Regions from separate parts of the Homo sapiens genome. Here region 1 is linked to region 2. The links are chromatin loops, found by intact Hi-C in ENCODE. Cell type or tissue: IMR-90. All regions are shown on one strand. Links, peaks and the distances in the headings refer to the core of each region. The heading gives the core; the rest is flanking DNA. Region 1 has its middle 160 kb from the start of LINC02853. Region 2 has its middle 34 kb from the start of MEIS2.

Region 1 (11,813 bases), core at 3,988-8,987, 930 kb after region 2:
GCGGGCACCTGTAGTCCCAGCTACGCAGGAGGCTGAGGCAGGAGAATGGCGTGAACTCGGGTGAACCCGGGAGAGGGAGCTTGCAGTTAGCTAAGATGCGCCACTGCACTCCAGCCTGGGCGACAGAGCGAGACTCCGTCTCAAAAACAAAACAAAACAAAACAAAAAAACACACAATAAATGACTTAAATTGTCATTATTTTGTGTTAATAGAACCTTGGACTGAAATGACAAAGATAGTATTCGAAATTGATTTTCTTTTACTTCTAGGTAAGAAGACTGGTGGTGCTGCTGGAATAAAAGGAGTGATGGAAGACAGGTGAGGGTGTGAGGAGAAAAGGTAAGAACAAAGTCTTTAACAGCAGTTTGGAGGATAAAATGCCCTTTACTTAGGAGCGAGGTCTTAGAACGCTGAAATCAGTGTTTGCAAAGGACAAGAGACCCAGAGGAGGTCCGCTTAATGCTATCCCAAATCCCAAGCCAACAACCTCCCACCCGCTTGATATCTTTCAGCATTCTTTCCTCCTTCTCAGCAGTTTCTTTTTTTTACCTGTATTTGGAGCTGGCTTTTAAGAGATTGAAGTTTTATCCTTTGTGGGAAAGTTCAAATTTTAAAACATTTTGAAGATAAAAAGACTTCAAGTATACAGAAAATACCTTTAAACAAAATGTTATTTATGTAGATAATTATATAGATAATTACAGTGTTGTTGGGGGTGGCTTGTATTAGTTAGGGTTCTCTCGAGAAAGAACCAATGGGATATATATGTGTGTGTGTATGTTTGTGTATATGTGTATATGTATATATACACACGTATATCTTTTTGTGTGTATGTGTGCTTTTGTACACACACACACACATAGACACACACATACACAGACATATATGTATATATACACCCAAAGATATTTATTATTAGGAACTGGCTCATGTGATTCTGGAGGCTGAGAAGTCCCACAATGTGCCATCTGCAAGTTGGATGCCCAGGAAAGTGGATGGTAGAGTTTTAGACCAAACCCAAAGGCCCAAGAACCTGGAGAGCCAATGTCTAAGGGCAAGAGAGGATGAATGCATTAGCTCAGAGAGCAAACTTGCCCTTCCTCTGCATTTTGTTCAGGCCCTCAGTGGATTGGATAATGTCCAGCTGTATTGGTGAGGACAGTCTTCTTTATTCAGTCTACCAGTTCAAATGCTAATCTTTTCTAGAAACACTCTTATGAACATGCCCAGAAATCAAGTTTAACAGTTCTTTGGGCATTCAGTTAAGTTGATACACAAATTTTAACCATCACTTGGGGTCAGCCCACCTCAGCCACCCAAGTTTCAATTGTCTCCTAAATGTCCAAAGTTATATATATAATGAAAAAAATGTCTGCAATTGTCAGAAATGTGTAGAACTGATTTCAGTACATGAAACCTGATATGGTTTGGCTCTGTGTCCCCACCCAAATCTCATCTTGTAGCTTCCATAATTCTCACATGTTGTGAGAGGCACCCGGTGGGAGATAATTGAATCATGGGGGCAGGTCTTTCCCATGCTGTTCTCTTGATAGTGAATGGGTCTTACAAGATCTGATGTTTTTAAAAACAGGAGTTTCTCTGCACACACCCTCTCTTTGCCTGCTGCCACGCACGTTAAGATGTGACTTGCTCCTCCTTGCATTCTACCATGATTGTGAGGCCTCCTCAGCCATGTGGAACTGTAAGGCCAATAAACGTCTTTCTTTTGTAAATTGCCCAGTCTCAGGTATGCCTTTATCAGCAGTATGAAAACAGACTAACATAAAACCAGTTATGCAAATTGGCAAGTATGTTTGAGTAAGGATTCTTTGTTTCCCTAACAGTCTTAACATTGAAACTTTTTCATCTTGGTAGGAAATGGAAGCAAGAAAAAATTATGAGGATCAACTTTTTTGAAAGATCAATCATTGTCTTGTCCTGATATTCTTTGCCTTCTTCAACAATTTTTGTTTTGTTAAACCTCTGCAGTAGTATACTATCACAACCCTTAAATTTGCCATATGAACAAATTTATTTATGTCTCTTCTTGAAAATCATGAGTCTACTCACCAGAATAAGTATTAAGAACAATGGTGCTTTTGAATCGAATGAATAGTGCAATATTTTACTGGTGACACTCATAATAGGGTGAGCATTGCAAATACTACAAACATTAATATAACCTGTGGTCCTCACACTACACTTTGAAATTTGTTTTTGCAATTCACCAGTAATTGAATACAATCAATCAATCATGTTCCATTACATATGTTAATTCAAATATTTGTAACTTTATTGCATTTTGAAATTTGCTGTCTAACTAGATTGCCAGTGCTATCCCAGAATGCACAAAGAAAAGAAAGCACTGATACAGAAATCAAAATAGAAAGTAAAAACTCTGAGTGTAGTTGTGGCTGAGGGTTAGGGGGCAATAGTGTAGAAAGGAAAGCTGGGATAGAAATGGTGCATGTTAATTCATATAGCAACTGCATTCATCCATTTGAGGTAATGCAAACTCATGATAAAAGTAAAATGACCAAATCCAATTATATGCATCAATTCTATCTTCTTGAGCAATTATCATTCTTTTGTAAACTGCAATTTTGGCCACTTGTGTGTACCAACCCTTAATTGTCAGTAATTCTCTAGTTTTCTAGCATTTTGTAATGAGATATTTAGCACACAACACTGCTGCTGCCAGCTATTTACATCGTGGAATTGAATTATCGAATAGACATTAAAAAAAACCATGGGAGGCAGCCACTTACAGCATTCTTAAATATTTTATTCTTTTATTTGATATTTAAAGACGGCAGATTCTTGCCAGAATATGTAGTGATCTTAAGGTCCCAGACCATAGCTGCTACCTTCCTTTCCATGTCACAGTCTCATCAAGAATTACAGAAAGTTCTCTCTTTTATTAAATAATCCTGATACAGACAGGGAAAATATGACTGCATCTACTGGTTATTTACGTATTATTAAAACTCTTCATTTTTCTCAGAAATAGTAGGAATAGATACTGGTCATAATGTACAAACCAAGCTTTCAAAAGGTGTCTGTATGTACTCCAAAGGACTGTAGTCTTTAATGTGTTTCTCCATATAATTGAGTCAGCCGATGGGTGAAAATGTTGAGGGATTACTAATGTCATGGGAATCCAGGGTGGGTATGGTGGGGAAGATTACCTAGATGATTTCACATTTTCTTTCAAAAGAAGGCCGTGTCACCCATTCTTCTCAAAGACACCTAATGACTTTCCAAGAGCCACTTTCAGTGGCATTTTAAATTGGTTAGTAAAAGTGACGCTGATGGTAGTGGAGGAGAGCTGGTCCTGGGCATGGGACATTTGGCTTCTCCTGTGCCTCTGCTCCTCGCTAGCTATGCAATTCATTTACATTGCCTGGGATGTGAGTTTGATGTTGAAGAGATTGAGTTCAATTTGTAAATACTTTCAAATCTCAAATTTTCTTAACTGCTAGTAATCTATGAGTTGTGTATTTTCGTAAGCATTTCCCAAGCTTTCAGATGAGCTCGTGGTTACTCGAAGCTAATTTTGTGTAGTCCTTACCATTTTCTGATTGCCCATTCTTGTGTTTGTTGCCTTTTTTAAAGTGAATTTTAAAAAGTCTGAATATGAGCGATTTTGGAATTAATCCTTTTCTTACTTCTTTTATTGTTTGACCCTATTTTTTTCTCCTATTATTTTTGGACTGCTAAATTGAAAACACATTTAAAAATTTTTTGTTTCCTGATCTCTCCAAGTTTGGAATGCCTTATGTTAGACTTTGATCTTGTTTGCTTGATCTCATAATGTTCCATTTTGTCCATGGTCATCCTGAGAAGATCTTTCTGAAATCAGCATTCTGCTCACCCTATTCTTTTTGCATTTTCTTTATTGCATATTCATCAAGGCCTAAATTCTCTATTCAGATTTGGAATCTCTTCCAACTTACATTGTAATTCTTATTTATTTCTTAGGTTTAAATAACATTCCATTTAGTCCATTTATGTCTGGATGTCCACTACCTTATGTCCAGAACTAAATGTATTCCCTTCCCTCCCATGACATATGGTTATATATATTGGTTTTCATCCACGGTTCCTGGCTCATAACTTCCATAGCCCTTGTTGCAGTCTGTTGTAATGTTGGGGGCACTTTAGGCCCCAGAAGGAGGCCTTCGAAAACATAACCTCTCTCTCTCTAAACTTTTGCTGCCCTCCTTTTGCTTGCCCAAAGCAGGACTCTAATCTTTCTCTGACTTTCTGATTGTGAGTAATAAGACCCTCATTTCAGAAAGGGTCCTTCCCATGCCCCAGAGGAAGAAATGCTGCATAGAGAGGCCAAGAAGAATCTGGACAGAACTTGCTGGGTTTCCCCACTCAGCCTATGAACATTAGATCATACCCTTTTTGTTCAATCATTTCTATGCAGTGGTCAGTCATGCCTATCCAATGAGGTCTCCATAAAAGGTCCTGGAGTGTGGTGTGCCCAGGTGCATAAAAGCTCTGTGTCCCTTCTCTCATACCTCACCCCATGCATCTCTTCATGTGTATACTTTGTAATAAGCCAGTAAACATAAGTGTTTTTCCTGAGTTCTGTGAGCTGCTCTAGCAAATTAATTGAACCCCAAGATGGGGTCATGGGAACCTCAACTTGAAGTAGGTCAGTCAGTTCTGGAGAATGCAACTGGTACATGCAACTGGTAGGAAGTGAGGTAGAGGACAGTCTTGCAGGACTGAGCCCTCAACCTATGGGATCTGACACTATCTCCAGGTAGATAGTGTTGGAATTGAATTGGAGGACAACCAGCTGGGTGTGCTGCAGAACTGATGGCTTGCTTGGTATATGGGGAGAAACCCCTGCATTCAGAAGTCTTTTGTGATGATTTTTGTGGTGTGAAAGCAGAAGAAAACAGCTCATTTTCTTTTTAATTTTTTCAGACTACCCCAACATTTCTTTTTTTCTTAGATAATAATATCATTATCCACAGTCTTTGCTGCTAGAAATTTTGGCAGCACCCTCAGCCTCTCCTTTCCTATTCATCTTCCAATGGGTCAGCATCCCCATTGCCACAGCCTTGGCTTGTACATTCCCATTTCAATTCATATCCTTCCCTCACTTCCAGAGATGTAAACTTTATAGAGTTAAGCTGTGTAAAGGGAGTTCCAAAAGATTGAAGATGCTTGTGGGAGGGATGTTGGCATCTCTTTTCTCAGCTGGTCATTTGGCCAGGCAGCTGACTTGTTCATTTGCCCTGCATCTACCTGGGCAGAGCAAAAGTAATTTGAGAGAAAGAGATGACAGCACAGAGCAAAAGAAGAGTGGCAGAGCAGCCATCACGAAAGTGCATGAGTTCTCTTTGGGTCAAGGGGCATCACAGAGGCCCGGAGGCTGGAGCAAATGACTCACAAAGGGACTGTGATAATTTGATGGGGGCAGGAGCTAAAAGATTTGGAAGACATTGAGATGGAGCTGTTTGGTGTCTGTACACAGAGATTCACAACAGCCAGAGGAACAGAGACCAGCAGCCCCAAGAGATGTATATAGAATTAGGCCTTGAAAAGGGAAGGTGCAGGATGTGTCTGTGGGTGGAGCTGTGTCTCTGAGCATATCATAGCCCCAGAAACAAGATCAAAAAGGGGACTTAAGCTTTCCTTCTTCAGGTCTCTGCAGCCATACAGCTGGGCTGCAGTGGATCTCTTTAAATGTGGTAGAAAAAAAGAAGTTTTAAACTGAAAATGAAGAATTGTAACTTTAATAACTGGAAGTGCTTGGGAGATTTTGAAATCTGCCCAAGATGTGATTTAGCATAGGTCCACGAGATAGGGAAACTTGACACAGTGCGAGGAGCAATGATAAAGACAAAAAACTGTACTTTCACCCCACCATTCTGAGACAATTGAAGAAACTATCTAGTTATCACTTAACCACACTGTATGACGTTTTTTTACTTACGTGTCTATTTCCCTAGCCAGGGTCTCTGTATCCCTAGTACTTTGCATTTCATATATGCTCAAAAATATCTATTGAATTAATGGGGGATAACATGTACAAATAAGTCACTCTTTGAATCAGTATACCAAGGGAGATGTGAGGGACACAAAAAGGGGAATAATTAGGCAAAAATGACCTGCAATTTTTAAGGTGATAAGTGCTATTTAAGTAGTGAAACATGTATATTCATAGCTAAAAATGACATTCATAATTAGTTGACTGTATGTATCCCATCCTTCTTCCCTCTCTATCTTCACCTCCCTTTTAATCTAAAATCTTCCACCTCTACAAAAGACATGCAATTGCTATTATGCTTTAGAATGCCATTTACTTTGGTTGTAGTCTCTTGACTGGCTATTTTTGTATGTTAACCAACACTTACCTGTGTGAAGATGATATGTAAAACCGAATTAAAAGAGGCCATTGTTTCTTCTAGGTCAACATTTTCCCTTCTTTACATTTTTTAATGCAATATTCTCAAATCATCTGACATAGTTCCCTTATTTGGTTTTGAAACTGCAAATATGAACTTTTCATGATTTTAGACTCATGTCTGTGTGAAGCTCTTTCAGAAGATCGAGTATATGTTACTTTTCTTCTTTAAAAAATTGTACTTTCCATTGCTTTCTGCTTTAGAGCAGCAAACCAATACTGCCATCCACTGTTTCTTTGAATAATCTTTTCCCCACAGTTCTCACCAAGATGTTTTGAAGAAAAACCTGACAATAAAATTAAATCCTTTGCAAGGAAGGGGAGTTTGTTAATTTTGAGCAAGCACTGCCTCAACTATCATAAAGGAATCAAACATGACTTATCTTCTTTTTCCAAATACCTCCTTGGAGGAGAAACATTAAAAAATGTGACCAAGACCACGAGCAGTCTGTAGAGTCAACTTTTTTCTGGGTAGCACAGGAGGGAAAAATTACCTAGTTCCTCTTTGCTCACTGTTGAACTTTGCTTCATTCACCCCCGGGCTCAGGGCCATCTCTCACCCCAGTCACATTCTAATGCTTCAGGAGGAAAGCCAGTCTTCTCCAAGCCAGCAAACAGGGTGCCTCTGTCTGTCTTACATTCCCATCAAAGAGGTTCCAGAGAGGAGCACATATTCCTCATATATAAATGTCTAACTGATTTTATTCCTTTCTGTTCTGCTCCACATCTATTCCACCTTTACTGTGTATCTCTTTTTAGTCTTAGTCTTTTCATTTCAACTAATACATTTGTTACTAAGATTATGAGAAATTCTTTATTTTCTTCCCATATGAAATAGAATGGACCCTTTAAATGACACAGCTCAACTCAAGGGGCCAAGATTTAAGGCAGATAAAGTCATTGCTACAAGGCCTTGAGATGACCCGGTCCAATTCCCTGATTCTACAAGTGAAGAAACTGAGACCCAGAGAGAAGTGAAACATCTAGAGCCATGGAATCAGTCAATAGCAAAGCCAGTAACAAAACCTGCCTCTCAACCCGTGGTCAAATATTATTTTCCTGCAAAATGCACCTTCTAGAAGCACAGTTCATATTTCTGCCCCTGGGCTACAGACATTTTAAATGGCATTTAAAAAAACATAAACCTCCCTGCAGGCATCTTTGTTCCTCCATGCCTCTCATCACTCCTCTTGCCTCTCACCTCCTGAAAAAGCAAGTTGCCTAGGTTGAGAAAGGATCGGCAACAGTCAACTTCTTTGTCCATTTCCCTCAGGAGAGGAGAAGGTATGGGAACTAGTGGCCTGGAAAGGGGAACAGGGAGGAGGACTGTCTGTCTTTTTGTCCTGTTTTAGTAAGAGGACAATTGAATGTTATTTTACTTATCTAGATTTATAGCTTCTGCTCTAGGAGACATCAATTCCTTCATTCACTCAGGCACCATTTACGTCCGAACTGTTCTTTAGATTTATGCAGGTCATATCTCCTTATTATCTTTGAAATAGCCCTAAAGCAGGCTGAGTGGTAATACTAGAAAGCTGAGCATCTCACTCAGTGTTTATTCAATGTTATTCATTCAGAAAACATAACCTGCTTTAATAAACACACAAATATGTGTTTCCTGTTCCCATCAGATGCCCATTCAGTGAGGGGTTACAACTTTTGTCTTTATGGATTGACGTTGTATGGATGTGAGACTGAGCCATACAAAGCTTTACTGCAAATGATGATGGGACTGGAGTGCTTTAAGAAAAATCATTGTTTTCTCTTAACAGTTTTTTCCTAAATAAGTGAGTATTAAAGATGAAAGTGATTTAGACAATCTATTGGAGGCTGGTAGGTATAAAATACATTGTGAAAGGACCACAGTGGGTAGAAAAGGGCACCAATTAGTTTGGTTGTAAGGTAAAAGGTAGGAAGAAAATGACTATTTACCAAAATCCTATTATGTACCAGGCATTGTGTAAGAAATTTTGAACATGTTATCCCATTCTTCATAAAGCTGTGGAAGTCATTCTAATTATATTCACTTTTCCGATGAATAAACTAAGACTAGGAGAACAAGGGACTTCCTTGAGGTTACTTAGCAGATAAGAGTCAAGATGAGGAACGTGTCCAGGTGTGTCTAAAGAGATGGCTTACAGAAGCAAGTGAGCTTAAGGCACACACTGGCAACAGGAAGTCAATTTACTTGTCTGGAGGGGAGATTTCATAAGGAATATTGAGGTAGGGGCCTAGTAAGATTGAAACCCTGAATGCTACATTAAAATTACTTGATTTTATTCTGTACACAATGAGGAATTATTGGTGCTTTTTAAGATTGGAAGGGTCATCGAAGTTGTGTTTTAGGGAAAGAAGTCTGGGAGTCTTGTGCAAAGTGGACATTGCGAACAATAAGACCAAGTTAAATACTATTACAATAGCCCAGAAATGATACAACAGTGGCCCCCCTTATCCATGGTTTCGCTTCCTGTGTTTTCAGTTACCCTTAGTCAACCACAGTCTGAAAACAAGTGACTACAGCAGAATAAGATATTTTCAGAGAGCGAGAGAGGCAATGAATTTCATTACAGGATGTTGTTATCATTGTACTGTTTCATGATTAGTTATTGTTAATCTTTTATTGTGCCTAAATTAAACTTTCTGTAGGTATATGTGTATTGGAAAAAACATAATATAAACAGTCAACTCTTTGTATCTGTGGATCCTACATCTGCAGATTCAACCAACTGCAAATAAAAAATATTTTTTAAAAAAATTCAGCAATAAAAATCATACAAATAAATAATACAGTATAACAACAATTTACATAGCATTTACTTTGCATTAGGTATTATAAGTAATCTAGAGATTATTTCAAGTATTTGGGAAGATGTACCCTAGGCTATATGTAAATAATATGCCATTTTATATAAGAGACTTGAGCTGTTTTATATTTTGGTATCTGCAGTGGGGGGGTCCTAGAACCAGTCCCCTCCCCAGGATACTGAGAGAAGAATGTATAGGGTTTGGTACTATCCTTGATTTCAGGCATTCACTAGGGTCTTGGAATGTATTCCTAACACATAAAGGGGGACTACTATAATAGGAAGATAAAAAGAAATGATATAGGGTGACCTACTTCTTAGTTTGTTGAACCTGCTATAACAGAATACCATAGACTGGGTGGCTTATACACAATGGAAAACTGTTTCTCACAGTTCTGAAGGCTGGGAAGTCCAAGAACAAAGCTCCAGAAGACTCAGTATCTGGTGAGGGCAAGCTTCCTGGTTCATAGACAACTGTCTTCTTGCTGTAGCTTACATGGCAGAAGGGGCAAGTGAGTTCTCTGGGGCCTCTTTCATAAGGACACTAATCCCACTCATAAGGGCTCTTCATGACCTAATTCCCTACCAAAGGCCCCACCTCCAAATATCACATTGGGCCTTAGGATTTAACATATGAATTTTGGAGGGACACAAACATTCAATATAGCACCTTAAATTAACACATAATGACCTGACAATGTCATTAATTAATTAATTCCACAATATTTATCACTGTTGTAGGTATTGGCATCTTACACTTCAATAAGGAACCTATTTTTAAAGATTAAACATTTTATTTTGAAACATGGATCTATATGCAAGTTATAGGAAATAATGAAGAGAAATTCTGTTTCCTCTTTTCCCAGTTTCTCCTAATGATAATATCTTGCAAAATTATTATACAATATCACAACCAGGATACTGACATTAATACATTCTCATGATCTTATTCGGATTTCCCCAGGTTTACTTGTACCCCTATGTTTTTTTAAAATTCTTATTTATTCTACAGGCCTAGTACTTGTTACTATGTTTAGTTAATCCGTTTCTATCATAAATCCTCATCAGTTCTCTAGTTCACCACAAAGAGAGTCTAAGAACCTTGTTAAATGCACCACTGATCACCCTTTCCTTCACTCAGGTCCCAAACCAATATTCTCAAACTGTGTTTAAAACTTACTTCTTGTAGTTAAAACCTGCTTCTGCTTTCCTTCAGCTGGTTTTTATCTATCCTGAAAGTTTTGGAAAACTTGTTAGGCTTTTTCCTGTCATTCCAATAAATACAATCCGTTAATTTACTGGAATAGTGTTCATCTTAGAAAGCCATGTATTCTCTTGGTCTCAAGACACATTCTTCTCTCCTGCAAGGATCTGTCTATATTATGGCCTCCAAATGCAACATACCAGACTGATAGATGTTATTTCTTATTCAAATTGAGCATTGTGACTTTGGGTGTTATTTCTAATGTCTCTGGGCCTCTCAATATTATTGCCAGATTTTATTGAGGTATAATAGGCAAGTAGCAATTTTATGTATATATGTAAAGTAGACAATGTGATATTTTGATATACACATACATCATGAAATGATTACCATTATCAAGATAATTAACATATCTGCCACATGACAAAATGCTTTTTTTTTGTGGTGACAACATCTAAGATCTACTCTCTTGGCAAATTTCAAGTATACAATACAATGTTATTAACTATAGTCACTATGCTATACATTACATGTCCAGAATTTATTCATCCCATACAACTTTGTGCCTTTTGACCAACATCTCCCCCTTTCCCCAACCCAGCTTCTATTAATCACCTTCATATTCTCTACTTCTGTAAGTTCCATTTCTTTAGATTTCACATGTAGCTGTGATCATGCAATATTTGTCTTTCTGTGCCTCACTTATTTCACTTAGCAAATGTCCTCTAGTTTCATCCAAGTTGTCAAAATGACAGGATTTTCTTTTCTTAAAGCTAAATAATATTGTATTGTGTATATATATCACATTTTCTCCATCCAGTCATCCACTGATGGACACTTGGGTTGATTCTGTATCTTGGCCATTGTGAATAATGCTGCAATGAACATGGGAGTGCAGATATCTTTTCCACATGCTGATTTAGTTTCCTTTGGATATAAATCCAGAAGTAGGATTGCTGGATCATATGGTAGTACTGTTTTAAATTTTTTGAGGAACCTCCATACTGTTTTCTATATTGGCTGTACTAATTTACATTCTCATTAACAGTGTACAGGGTTCCCTTTCTCTACATACTCACCAACACTTGTTAGCTTTTGTCTGTTTTCTAATAGCTATTCTACCAGGCATGAAGTGGTGTCTTACTGAGTTTTCAATTGGCATTTGCCTAGTGATTAGTGATGTTGAACAGTTTTTTCATATACCTATTGGCCAGTTGCATGCCTTCTTTTGGGAAAGTTTGGTTAGACCCCTTGCACTTTTTTAAATTGAGTTTTTGTTTTCTTGTGATTGAGTTGTTTGAATTCCTTACACATTTTGGATATTAACCCCTCATCAGATGTGTGGTTTGCAAACATTTTTTTCCCTATTTTGTA
Region 2 (11,813 bases), core at 2,811-7,810:
GATTCCAGAGCCCTCCTGCTTTACCTTCATTCCCTATTGGACTATGAGCAGCCCAGAAAAGTCATAAAATCAGGCAGTAAGAATGTAATGCATCATAGATATTTCTTTATACATTACAGACACTTGAAGATTCATTAACTAAGATAATCACGTGAAAGTGAAGGAAGGATACAGGGCCTGATGCGAGTAAGGCCCTCAGTAAATGTTCGTTTATTTCCTTCACCTTTTCCTACCCTCCTTCACTCAGTCTTTCTCTCTTTTACCAGCCGTGATCTCATTGCTGCATCACTACACCGTAGAAAGCAGTCTAATCTCGGTGATGCCAATGCATGTAATATCAGCCTATGCTGCTGAATTTGGGATACATAATATGGTATCTGCCTAGGCTCCACTTTCTCAAGTTGCAAAATGGAGAGCTCATTGTCTGATCCACTGTTCTGCAAAGGGAAGCTACAAGAATCAATAGCATAATAGACAGACTTTCTTCCACACATTCTGTAGGGTTTTGTGACCTCTAAATATTTAATATATGTTTCCCCAGAACCCACCATAGTTCCTGTGAAGCTATACAGTACAGTTCAAGGATAAATCCAGGTCTTGTAATGCCTGAAGCATATACTATTTGGGAGACTGTCTGTAAGAAATAACTGTCAGTGTCAACCTAGGTCCAAAATATTTCTTTAAGATAAAAAAGAATTCATGACAAATTACAAAGATTAAAAGCTGACAAGTACCACAAACATCACAATATCCAGAAAAATAATATAACGTTTATATTCATTAACTGCCTGACACTTCCTCTAAAATGCCACATTTTGGCTGCATACTTCTTCATATGACAATAATTTTCCCTCTTTCATACAGTGTTGTTAATAAATTTTTTTAATGGTTTAGAAAAGCTTTGGCCCATTTTGCTCTGTCAATGGCAGTTTTGATGTGTTTCGTCATCTGGAACCACTAAAACAAGGTGTGTCAGATGGGCTAAAACAAAATCTCATACATTAGGATGCAAAAACAGGTGACTTCACACAGTCATACTCCATATTTGCAGTCTTGTTACAGGCTTATGTCTACAAACACAGGAATTATTAACCTCTACTTTGCATGATTCACATCAAAAAAGAAAATTAATGTGCTTCATTTTATAATCGTATAAGCTGCTAGATCAAGTATATTCCATTTTGACTAGTTTTCAATGAGAATCAAATTCTCCACATAATTTTATACATCCAGGAATTAGGCTTTTCCACAAACAAGTTCCAGCTTTTTATATTTAAAGCATTTCTTTTTTTTTCCATGACCTACGTCCTTCTGATATCATAAATCAAGTTAATATTACAATGTGGCAAATGGCTCTGTAGCTTTGGTTAAGACCCCAGATGAGCTGGTGGAGTGGATAGTAAGAATACTCCTGATAGCCATTCATACCTTGGAAGGGCTGGGAAAAAAAAGTAATTATACATCAAAGGAACTGGGAAACACATAAGTAACTCACTGAACCCAAACCAAGTTTATAACCAGCTGAACTTTCTCTTCAGCCAAATCCCCAAAGTGCCAATCCATCACTGCCTGGCATAAAGGGAGGTGTGATTGGGGGAGATCAGAGTCGAAACAGTCCCAGCAGTTATAACTGATATGGTGACAGTGGTTTAATTTGGCAAAGTTTACAAAAGCGTATGACCATGGGAACACATTAATTGAGCTCCTCCCCGTGGAAGTCGTACATACAAGTGTGGGGGAAGTGTAAAGCTCCATTAGCTTCATGGTGAACCTGTCTCCAATGCTGTGGTTAAAACCACAAGCTTTGAGGTTAGACACTCAAGGTTTCAGTCCCTTCCTACTTGTATGATATTCAGTAATTCAGGAAGCCTATCTAAGCCTCAGTGTCCTCACTTATAAAATGGATATGATAAAACTTGGCCAGGTGCGGTGGCTCAGGCCTGTAATCCCAGCACTTTGGGAGGCCAAGGCAGGTGGATCACCTGAGGTCAAGAGTTTGAGACCAGCCTGGCCAACATAGCAAAACCCCGTCTCTCCCAAAAATACAAAAAAACTGGCTGGGCGTGGTGGTGGGTACCTGTAATCCCAGCTACTCGGGAGGCTGAGGCAGGAGAATCACTTGAACCTGAGAGACAGAGGCTGCAGTTAGCCAAGATTGTGCCACTGCACTCCAGCCTGGGAGACAGAGCAAGACTCCATCTCAAAAATAAAATAAAATAAAATAAAATTGATACGATAAACCTTGCCTTATATGATTGTTGTAGAGTTTAAATGAAAATTTATGTATGCAAACTTCATATTCTAAGGACTCAATAGTAGATAACTATGTTTATTAAGGTAGTAAGTGCTCAGAATTTGTCACCCTTTATAAGATAACCAAATACTCTGCACTATTACTTAAAGTAAACCTTTGGTTTCTAACACCTACAATTCTACACCAGTTTATTTATCTTAATCTCCTATCCAAAAACACACTTAGCCTTCTCTCATTTTCTAATTCAAAGCCTTTATGTCATTCAAGACTCAGCTGAGACCTCATCTGTTTTTCTAGTATTTCGTATTTTTCAGCACTTGTTTCTGGGTCCATTCTCTGAAGGTCTATAGCAACACTATCCAAAAGAAATAGAATGTGAGCCGCATCTGTAATTTTTAATTTTATGTAGCCAGGTTAAAAAATTAAAGCCAAGTCAAATCGATCTCATTAATAGTTTTATCTAACCCAATATATCCAAAATATTATTTCAACATGTAATCAACATTTTTAAATTACTAATGAGATATTTTACGTTCCCATTCCATACTAAGTATCTGAACACTGTGTGTATACTTTACACTTACAACACTTTAAATTCACAATAATCACATTTCAAGGACTCAATAGCAATGTGTCTAGTGGGAGCCATACTGTACAGCACATGTCTATAGCATGAATAGTTTATATCATACTATTTAATCAGCATTCAGTAAAGGTTTGCTGATCCATAGTTTGGATGCATTTAGTCATCAAAAAAGGAAAATGCAACAGGCAATGTGATTTTCTTTCACTTATGCTACTTTTTGCCTTCAGTGAATGGTGCTTATCCCAGAATGAAAACTCTTGAGTATGTGGAATAATGCCAGTTGCAGACTAGTATTAATATGTCTGCTCTGGCATTCTTGTGAATAATACAAGAGTTAAGCAAGGAGACTTGTATGTGGTAATGCCTTGCGTATAGAATAAACCATCAGACTGAGGTGCTTCTAGATATGAATGGAGACCAATATAATCTCACCACCACGTCTAAAAGTGGGGCTCCAGTTTTAAATGTTCACTTACCAGTAATCAAAAATTAGTTTGACTGTTGATTCACAACTGTCTTATTAAAGTAGAGGTTGCTTTCAAAACACAACCAGGGAAGTCACACCCAAGGCATATCACATCTTGTGTGCTACAAAATACCCAGGTCTTTCTACAAACCTTTTAAACTCTGACATGACAAATAATTTATAATTTTTCTACCCTGAATATTTTTCAAAGTTTAGATACTAATCAACTCACATGGCATAAATATACAAGACTTTCAGACCATATAAACCCACATTGCATTAATATTCCAGATTCAAGTAGACACTGGATTTCCAAACATGGTTTTTGTTTCTTATAGGCATGTAAGAAAACATAGTTTACAATATGGAAAATTTTCAAGGTACACTGAAAATAGCAGAAATTTTTAAAATGTATGACTCATCCAGTGAATCACTGAATGTTCAAGGAAAATTTATCTTGGTGTTTTATAGTTATTAGCTTTTTTAAAAAAAAGTTAAAATATATTCTGATTATCAGGCTGACAACAAGCAATACTTTTCATATTATATTACGTTATTTGACTGAAAATGTGTTTCATCTTATTTCTTTTCCGGTATGTAATAAAGTACAACATTCACAAAGCTCACTAATGTCTGTTCTTGTATTGAAAAACTACTTCCCAAACATATTCCCCTCAAACATATCCCACAAAATACATTCACAAACACAGTAAAGGCAACTTCAATTACTTCTCAATGTTGGAGCATTTTATTTTTTAATTTTTAGCTTTCTTATCAAAATCTTAACAAAAGACTTGAGCAAATTCTATTTTCTCCATCAAACCTTCTTGAGCAGAGACTCCGCTTCTTTCTCTGAATTCCTGTGTGAATACAAACTTGGCATCCGTTGTAATCTTCCCTTTGTTATGCTTACTTTTCTATGTACCTAAATCCTAGCTCTACAATACAGTTCTAAGTTTCTTGAAGCCATAGGCCCTGTCTTATTCGTCTCCTGTGGCTCTCAGCAGAGACTTGGATAGAATAAACATTAAATAAATGTGCTAGAAATCATGACGATTTTGATCATAGTTTACAGGAATATCGTTCAGCAGACCAATGACATGATATAGCAATGTCAGCCATTATAAATGCACAGGAATATTTTCATATTTCTATCTTTTCCAATTCGACTTTTTGGCCATCTTTTTTAATAAAAGTTCTTAGTGTCTCATTGGCATTTTCATTCCAAAAACTCAAGTTGAATTTAAATTAAAATAAAACCCTAAAACGTCTAATTATGTTCTAGCATCAAACAAAGCTTTTTCTCCCTTACAGTTATATTTTAAATGTTTTCTTAGTGTCTAACCATAGTTAAGATTCCAGTTTACAAATATACATCTACTGTGGGTTTTTTTTTTTTTTTTTTTTACAAATTTAATAATATCCTAAAGCCTAATTTTGTGTATTGGATTCATTTAAAATGTGGTTGCTACTCAACAATTTTGGAGGAAAGTATATTACATCAGATGTAACATTTAAACTAAATCCAGAAGTTAAAACTCTCTATAAATAAGAGAAACAGAAAGACTCCCAAATAAGAAGCATGAAAGCCCAAGGAGGAAGTTAATGTGCAGCACAAAGTCTTTTGGCCTCATGAGCACTGCGCCCAATGGATTCAGCTGCAAGAAAATGAAGCATCTGGCACGCAGAGGGGAGTAGTGCAAGTGTGTGGGCTTACTGATGCCAGACTACAGAAGTGGCTCAAGAGTAAGAGGCCATTGATGAGAAGAAGGTTTGGATTAGCTGTGGCCTTGAAGTTACCCCTGGAAACTGAGTAGCACTCAGTTGTGAGAGGTGCATTAACCTCTTCAGACCACTAGGGTTCAAAGTGTTCCATAAGAGGTAATTTATTAAATGGGTCCTAATTGCTTAGTAATGTACCTTCCAAAAGTCACTTCTCTGTGCTATGATTAGGCCTGGGACTTGCCAAGTGCTGTCATTCTCTTTGTAACTCCATAATGGAACTCTAGGATGTGGGAAGCTGATCCATTGGACAGCTGTATATCTAATCCAGGTTCAGAATCCTACCAGTGAAGCCAGACAACCTTTCATTTAACCCTCCAGTGTGTAAACACTGAAATACAAAATTGATACACCTTGTTTTGAGTGCCTTTTACTAAGTACATATATGTTTTAATAGAATGTGGGTAACTGGTATTCTTCCTTTGAAAAATAGCACATTTTTAAGATTTGTGAAGTATCCCTTTCATTAAATTCTTTCTTAAAACTATAAAAATAAGCATGCTATTCTGTTTTCACTACCCACAACAAATTTTCTCTTGGCCTTTTTTGTTTCATACGGAGGCCAATCAACGTGATTTTCTGATTGGCTCCCAACACAAAACAGAGTGCATTCTATGGGTCATCCACTTGGTATCACTGATTCCCATCAGGACTACTTAGGCACTGGTTTTGTTAATTAACAAGGCCAGCAGAGGGAGTGAGAGAGCATTGCTACAAAAATGAAATCAAAATTTAAAATAATAATAATAACAGTCATATGTAGAAAATCTGACATTAAACTACGGAGGATTATATAGCGTAATCTAAATATGGAAGCAACCTTTATCATATAGGTAACAGACTAGAATCAAAGAAACAGGACTTCTAGTCATTATTATAGTTTTATGATGTTCATGAACCAGCCAAATGTAGCTGTGCCTCACTCATTAAAGTCTTGAAAATGGCCACCACAGTACCCTCCATTAAGATAGGAAAGGCTTTTGCCCTTCATGTAAGAGAAAGTGATTACGTAAAGAATGGGAATTATTGTCATAAGTATAAAGCTGTTATCATTTCTGTCTTTCAGGGCTTTAGGTCATTTCTTAGTTTTGACCACAAGTGAAAAACACCTGGTTAGTATTCCCCCATTCCCTAAGAACATCAGTTTGATTAGATCATGAAGTTAGACACATCTTATTAACATGAACAAATAATCATTAGGTTACAAGATAGCATAGGGGAATGTCTTTCTACCTGAAAGATATTATGTATTCTAATCTCATATTTGTTTTACAACTCCTATTTCCAGGCCATGTAAAGAAGTTACATATTTTCCAGAAAGGTTTTCAGACAAAGTGTTACAGTGGAGTCCTGTTCAAATCCACCACTCAATGGCTTACAGTTATTTAGAATTTCAGTTTCATTCTTAAGGGAATGTGCTGTAGTTGTGTTTTCCAGATATCTTCAATAGTGTTTCTTACGAGATAATTTGTGTGGGCCCCATAACCAGTTTCCCACAGGGCAGCTTTAAGAAAATGACCATCAAAACCAACCAGCCTTTACACCATACTGAACTAAGTAAAATCTTTCTTTGTTTTACAAGTTTCAGATAATCTTGAAGATAGTGCAACTTGTCTGGACGTTTGGCAGAAAAAATAGTTTGGAAAGTAAATATTCAGTTCTGCTTTCTCCAGTAGATGTCACTTTCTGTACATAGGATATCAAGATATATAAGATGCACAGTATCCCTTACAATGATGGCAAAAAAATAACTTTGGGTTCCAGCCATATGTAACAGTTTTTAAGCTATCAATGGTATTTTCTAGTGTTTGGAATCACAAGGAATAATAAGGCAAAATTAATGCTATTAATTAACCATCTTACACATTTCTGTGTAGCTTTGGCAATGGCCATTAAGTATAACATACAATACAATATTGCTAATGCCTTTTCAATAGTTAAAGAAAACTAAGTATTACTCTAAATTGAAGCAGAAAATGTATTTTCCAAAAAACAAACATGATTTCTGAGTAAATAAGTAGTTATTAATAATATACTACATACTTACCAAGAACCTAGTATATGAGTTTAGTTAACCTATTATTATTTCATGCGTTATTCTTCCTGGGTCCTCGCTATCATTTTGATATTCACATCATCTTCATGTGTCTGAAGAAAAAATAGGGTTCTCTGAAGTGTCTCACTATATGCAAGGGAACATAGAACAAGAAAGAGAGAGAAAAGACAGAAACAGAAAGAAAGAAAGAGAGAGAGAGAGAGAGAGAAAGAAAGAAAGAAAGAAAGAGAGAGAGAGAGAGAGAGAAAGAAAGAAAGAAAGAAAAGAAAGAAAGAAAGGAAGGAAGAAAGAAAAGAAAGAAAGAAAGAAGAAAGAGAAAGAAAGGAGAAAAGAGAGAGAAAGAAAGAAAAAAAGCATTATAAATCTTACATTGTATTGTTTATAGCATCCACATGTCCAAGAATAAAAATCAAATGATGGAAGAATATTAATAGTGAGAATTAGATTAATTCTTCTTAAAATACTTTTCAGAATGCTCTTTGCATTTCTAAACATAAGCCTCATTATGCTGTTCTATTTGTATTCCAATGTAGTTAAATTTTATATTTGAGTTGTTTTAATAGATGACTTTGAAATGACAGAGGAGAGCACATTTTTGTTTCTTATTGATCCAATCAAGATTTTGCTTGTAGCTACTATAACTTGAAATAATACATAAGGTTACGGAGGCTTTTTAAAATGTTGATGTCTAGGTCACATTTGATTCAGTGGTTGTATTGACAAATGTGATTTGATAATTGCCAAATTAAGCTCAAGAGAAAATTAGTTAAACAACTACTTTTATTTTCAGATGCTTCAAACAAAAGATATGAAGTTTGGTAGCAAATAATGATAGGGTGCTAGAACAAAAATTCCCGAAGAAGGCAAAATGGGCATGTGGCTTTTACAAAACAAAAGAATCTATCTGGTCATCAAAATAAACAACATCTAAATGATCTCTCTAGGTTTTAAATATTTTGCAAAAAGAGTAAACCCAAAGAGCTCGATTCTTATCTGAGTAGAGATTTCTCGACATGTTAACTGGGAAGTTCTGCTACCGTTCTTGTGTATACTTTGTTAAAAACAAAGAGATTATAAGGGTTTGGGTAATAAAGGGATTTAAAGGCTTCACCTTTAGGCTACCGATTCCACTCCATTTCAGTTTTAAGAGAACTAAGGTCATGAATGTACCCAGGGCATGTAGTTTACTTTTAATTCAGCATGAGTTAGGATCCCACTTTATAACAAACCCTAGGATGTTTTTTTCAACTATTCAGAGCAAATAGGGTTGACAAAAGAAAAACAAAGATTGAACAGGAAGGATAGAAACAAACACAGAGTAATGCTCAGTAAGCTGAATTCCTGAGGAAATACACACCACTGGTGCTTCTTCTGAACATTTTCAAGGACAGAGTCGGCTCTTTACCATTCTGGGTCTTATTACTAGTCTTGATCAATAAATAAACAGTAATCGATAATTCTGAAAGAAAATGATGCCATAATAATTTCGAAATTAGGGACAAGTGGTTAACATCATGTGGCTGAATTACAGTGCTCTGATTTGAACTCTGGAAAGAGCCATGCAAACATACCCCACAATGCTAGTTGTCAGCAGTCTTTCCCTGTGTAAAACAGAAGACAGAGTCCTTGTATGTGTAAACAGCCCCACTCAGGCAAGGAGTCACTGAAGGAGCTGCAATTCCTTAGCACTGGATTTAGGTCTTTCTTCTGTTTTTATACTTCAGTTTTCTCATAGTATTTAATACCTTATTTATTTAATAGATTGGAACAGAAAACTCAGGACACTTTGAAAAACAGCCAATTGCTTAGTTCCATAGCCCTAATAGCCCTAAAGGATGTCAGCAGTGTCATTATTTTTTTAAATAATTATGTCATTACCATTACTTGTACCATGTCTTACAATTATCTGCTTTAAATAATGTTATCAGATATTAAACAGACACAAAATAACATTTGTAGCTTACATGCAAAAACACGAGTAAGTAAATAAATAAGGTGGACATCTGTGTATCTCGTATCCAACTTAAGAAATGAAACGCTAACCAGTATCTTTGGAACCTTGAACCCCTCTTCAGTCCATCCCTCTTCCCTCTTTTCCTGCATAGATAAGATTATTCTGAATTTTGTGTTAATCAGCCCCTTTCTTTTTTCTCCTTTCTTAAATGAAAAAAAATGCTTCATAGGAATTTTGAGTACTATCTGTTTGGAAGAATACAATAAAACATTTGAGAAAATTGAGGCATATAAGCAATATTGATCAATTAAAAATGTTTCTGTTTTAATGTCTATTCAATCAACATTGAATAAATATTCTCTGCATTCCAAAGTAGCCATTAGCCCCAGTCACCACCAATAAATGATGGGATCCAATTCTGTAGTTACTATCTCTATTATTAGCATTCAATTACAAAAATATCAGTATTTTATGAAGAATAAAAATATTCTTACCTACATATATCAATATAATTCTATTCGATGCTCTACACATAAATTGCCCTTTTAATAGATAATATTTTCAACTCATATAGGAAAAGATTTTGGATTCCAGAAAGGATTTCTAAGAAAATGTGTTATATCTCCTTTTCTGGCGTTTTTTTTTTTAACACTTTTTTTTTAACTTACAAGGTTTCTGTGACCCCTTACCCAAAGATAGGATCAGTGTCTAGATAGCAGATTATTCAGCTTCTTAGTATATTATTAAGGGAAAGATCCCTCAAATTACTAAGCCACTCCACCAGCCATGTCTCAAAGATCTGAAGATGAGTAAGTCCTACAGGAGGAGTAGAGCGTGTGTCCCGGGGTCCTTGGTGAGGAGGGACTGGAGAATAAGAGAAAGAATGAGACCAGGGGATGGATCCCTGAGGCATCCTGTCCCTTTCATCCTCCTCCTCCTTTTTCTGCATTCCAAAGTGGCCGGCAGCCCCAGTCACCACCAATAAATGATGAAATCCAATTCTGTATGTACTCAGCAGCAAATAACTGCAAGTATGTACCTGCTTTTTTTTCTTCTCCAGGACATCTCCCCGTGACAGATTCAATCTCTGTATCTTGTACCAACACTGTTGACCCTGGAGTCAACTTTTTAAAATTTAAGACGGGGGCATTCCTTCAGCACTTAGGAGTGTCTAAGTCAAAATTTAGCAACAAAGTATAATAGCTTTTGATTATTTTAAATAAAATATTATATGACAACTCATCTTTGTACTAAAGTTAGAGTGTTCTAAATTTACATATATTATCAATATGGGTGTTTTTGAATTCTGTTTAAAGTTACTAAGAAACATTCCAAGCCTGGACCCTAAAATAGGAAAATGAGATATTTAAGGCATTGGTTGTAAGAATTGTCAATAAGACCCCTTGATAGATTGATTACCTAATGGCAAGTGTGACAAATGTGACAACAGATTTAAGAATAACATTACCACTTCAGTAAACAATAAACATGACTATTACTAATGATTAATTTCTTTAATATTTTAAATAATGTTGGAGGCACCAAAGGTGTTGAAAATTAATATTAGCAGATTGAAAATTTGTGTAATAATTTGTCACAATACCACTTCCATATCTTCTATTCAGTGTATTTCAGAAATATTTTCAACTTCTTACTCTTTATCTTACTGTCACATTCATTCTCTCCTTTCTTTTTCATAGCTATATTCCAAATTAAGTCCTCAGGTTATCTTTTGCTTACCTGGTCTCCCCATCTTCAAAGTTTGCCCTTCAATTAATTTTGCCTGATACTACCAGACTAAGCTTTGTAAATCCAAGTTTTTCTTCTTTTGCTTCTCCTTTGATGAGTTCCAATTTTTCAGGGAAATAATTCTAAACTTTTTAGTATGGTATTTAAGTAATTAATACCATAATTAAATCCTACCTAATTTTCCAGGCTTCTTCCCAACTACTGCAAAATCTATACTATTTCTGTATCTACTATGTAATCATTCTCACATACCATAAAATCCCCATCATCTTCATGCTGTACCTTGCACTTGCCCTTGCCCCTTGTATATTTTTGCCTGCTGAAATCCCACTGCTCCAAACCAAAGGGATTTTATGTGCAAACTGATTTTATGTGCAATCATTGAATTAATCCCAAGCCCTTAGAGCTTCCAAAGCACTTTGGTTTACACTTATAATACAGCACTAATCATGTACTGCCTCATATTTTAATTATGAAAGGTATAGGTTTTATTAACTCCCATGCTCCCTGGATGAGTTTGTACATGACACCCCCTTAACATGTAGAGTAGCACACAATCATCATGGTATTTGTTGGTTGAATTGAATGGTTGAGTATATATGGCAAGAAAAGAATACCACTATCATATTTTATCAAGGTCTTGGAAAAATATACTGAATGTTATTGTTTGTATAAATAATTTATTATAAATTAAATTATCTTTATAGGCATGATGGTGCATGACTGTAGTCCCAGCTACTTGGGAGGTTGAAGTAGGAGAATCACTTGAGTCCAGACGGTCAAGGCTGCAGTGAGCAGTGATTGTGCCACTGCATTCCAGGCTGGGAGACAAAGGAAGATCCTGTTTCAAAACCAAAAAATAAACAAACAAACAAACAAAAACCACAAAAAAAAATTCAAATAAGATTAAAACCCAGCTCCTGCCTTCTAAAAGCTCAAAACCTAACAAGGGAGATGGGCACCCAA

What was found. Peaks named below come from ENCODE experiments on the same cell type or tissue, not always from the same donor. Only the 100,000 strongest peaks of a DNase experiment are listed, where the experiment ranks them.
Region 1: it touches region 2 in a loop (6-fold over the local background); 2 of 110 quality-filtered maps call a loop at or near these places.

The regions. Positions count from the first base shown.
Region 1 is chr15:36,204,219-36,216,031 of GRCh38, reverse strand. No RefSeq gene overlaps it. Among named protein-coding and RNA genes, the nearest start is that of LINC02853, 160 kb to the right of the region's middle. In IMR-90, for the core only: a CTCF peak has its summit at 6,653; no DNase peak of the experiment used is centred there.
Region 2 is chr15:37,128,768-37,140,580 of GRCh38, reverse strand. No RefSeq gene overlaps it. Among named protein-coding and RNA genes, the nearest start is that of MEIS2, 34 kb to the right of the region's middle. In IMR-90, for the core only: CTCF peaks have their summits at 5,171, 5,773 (motif pointing right) and 6,779 (motif pointing right); a DNase peak (open chromatin) is centred at 6,780.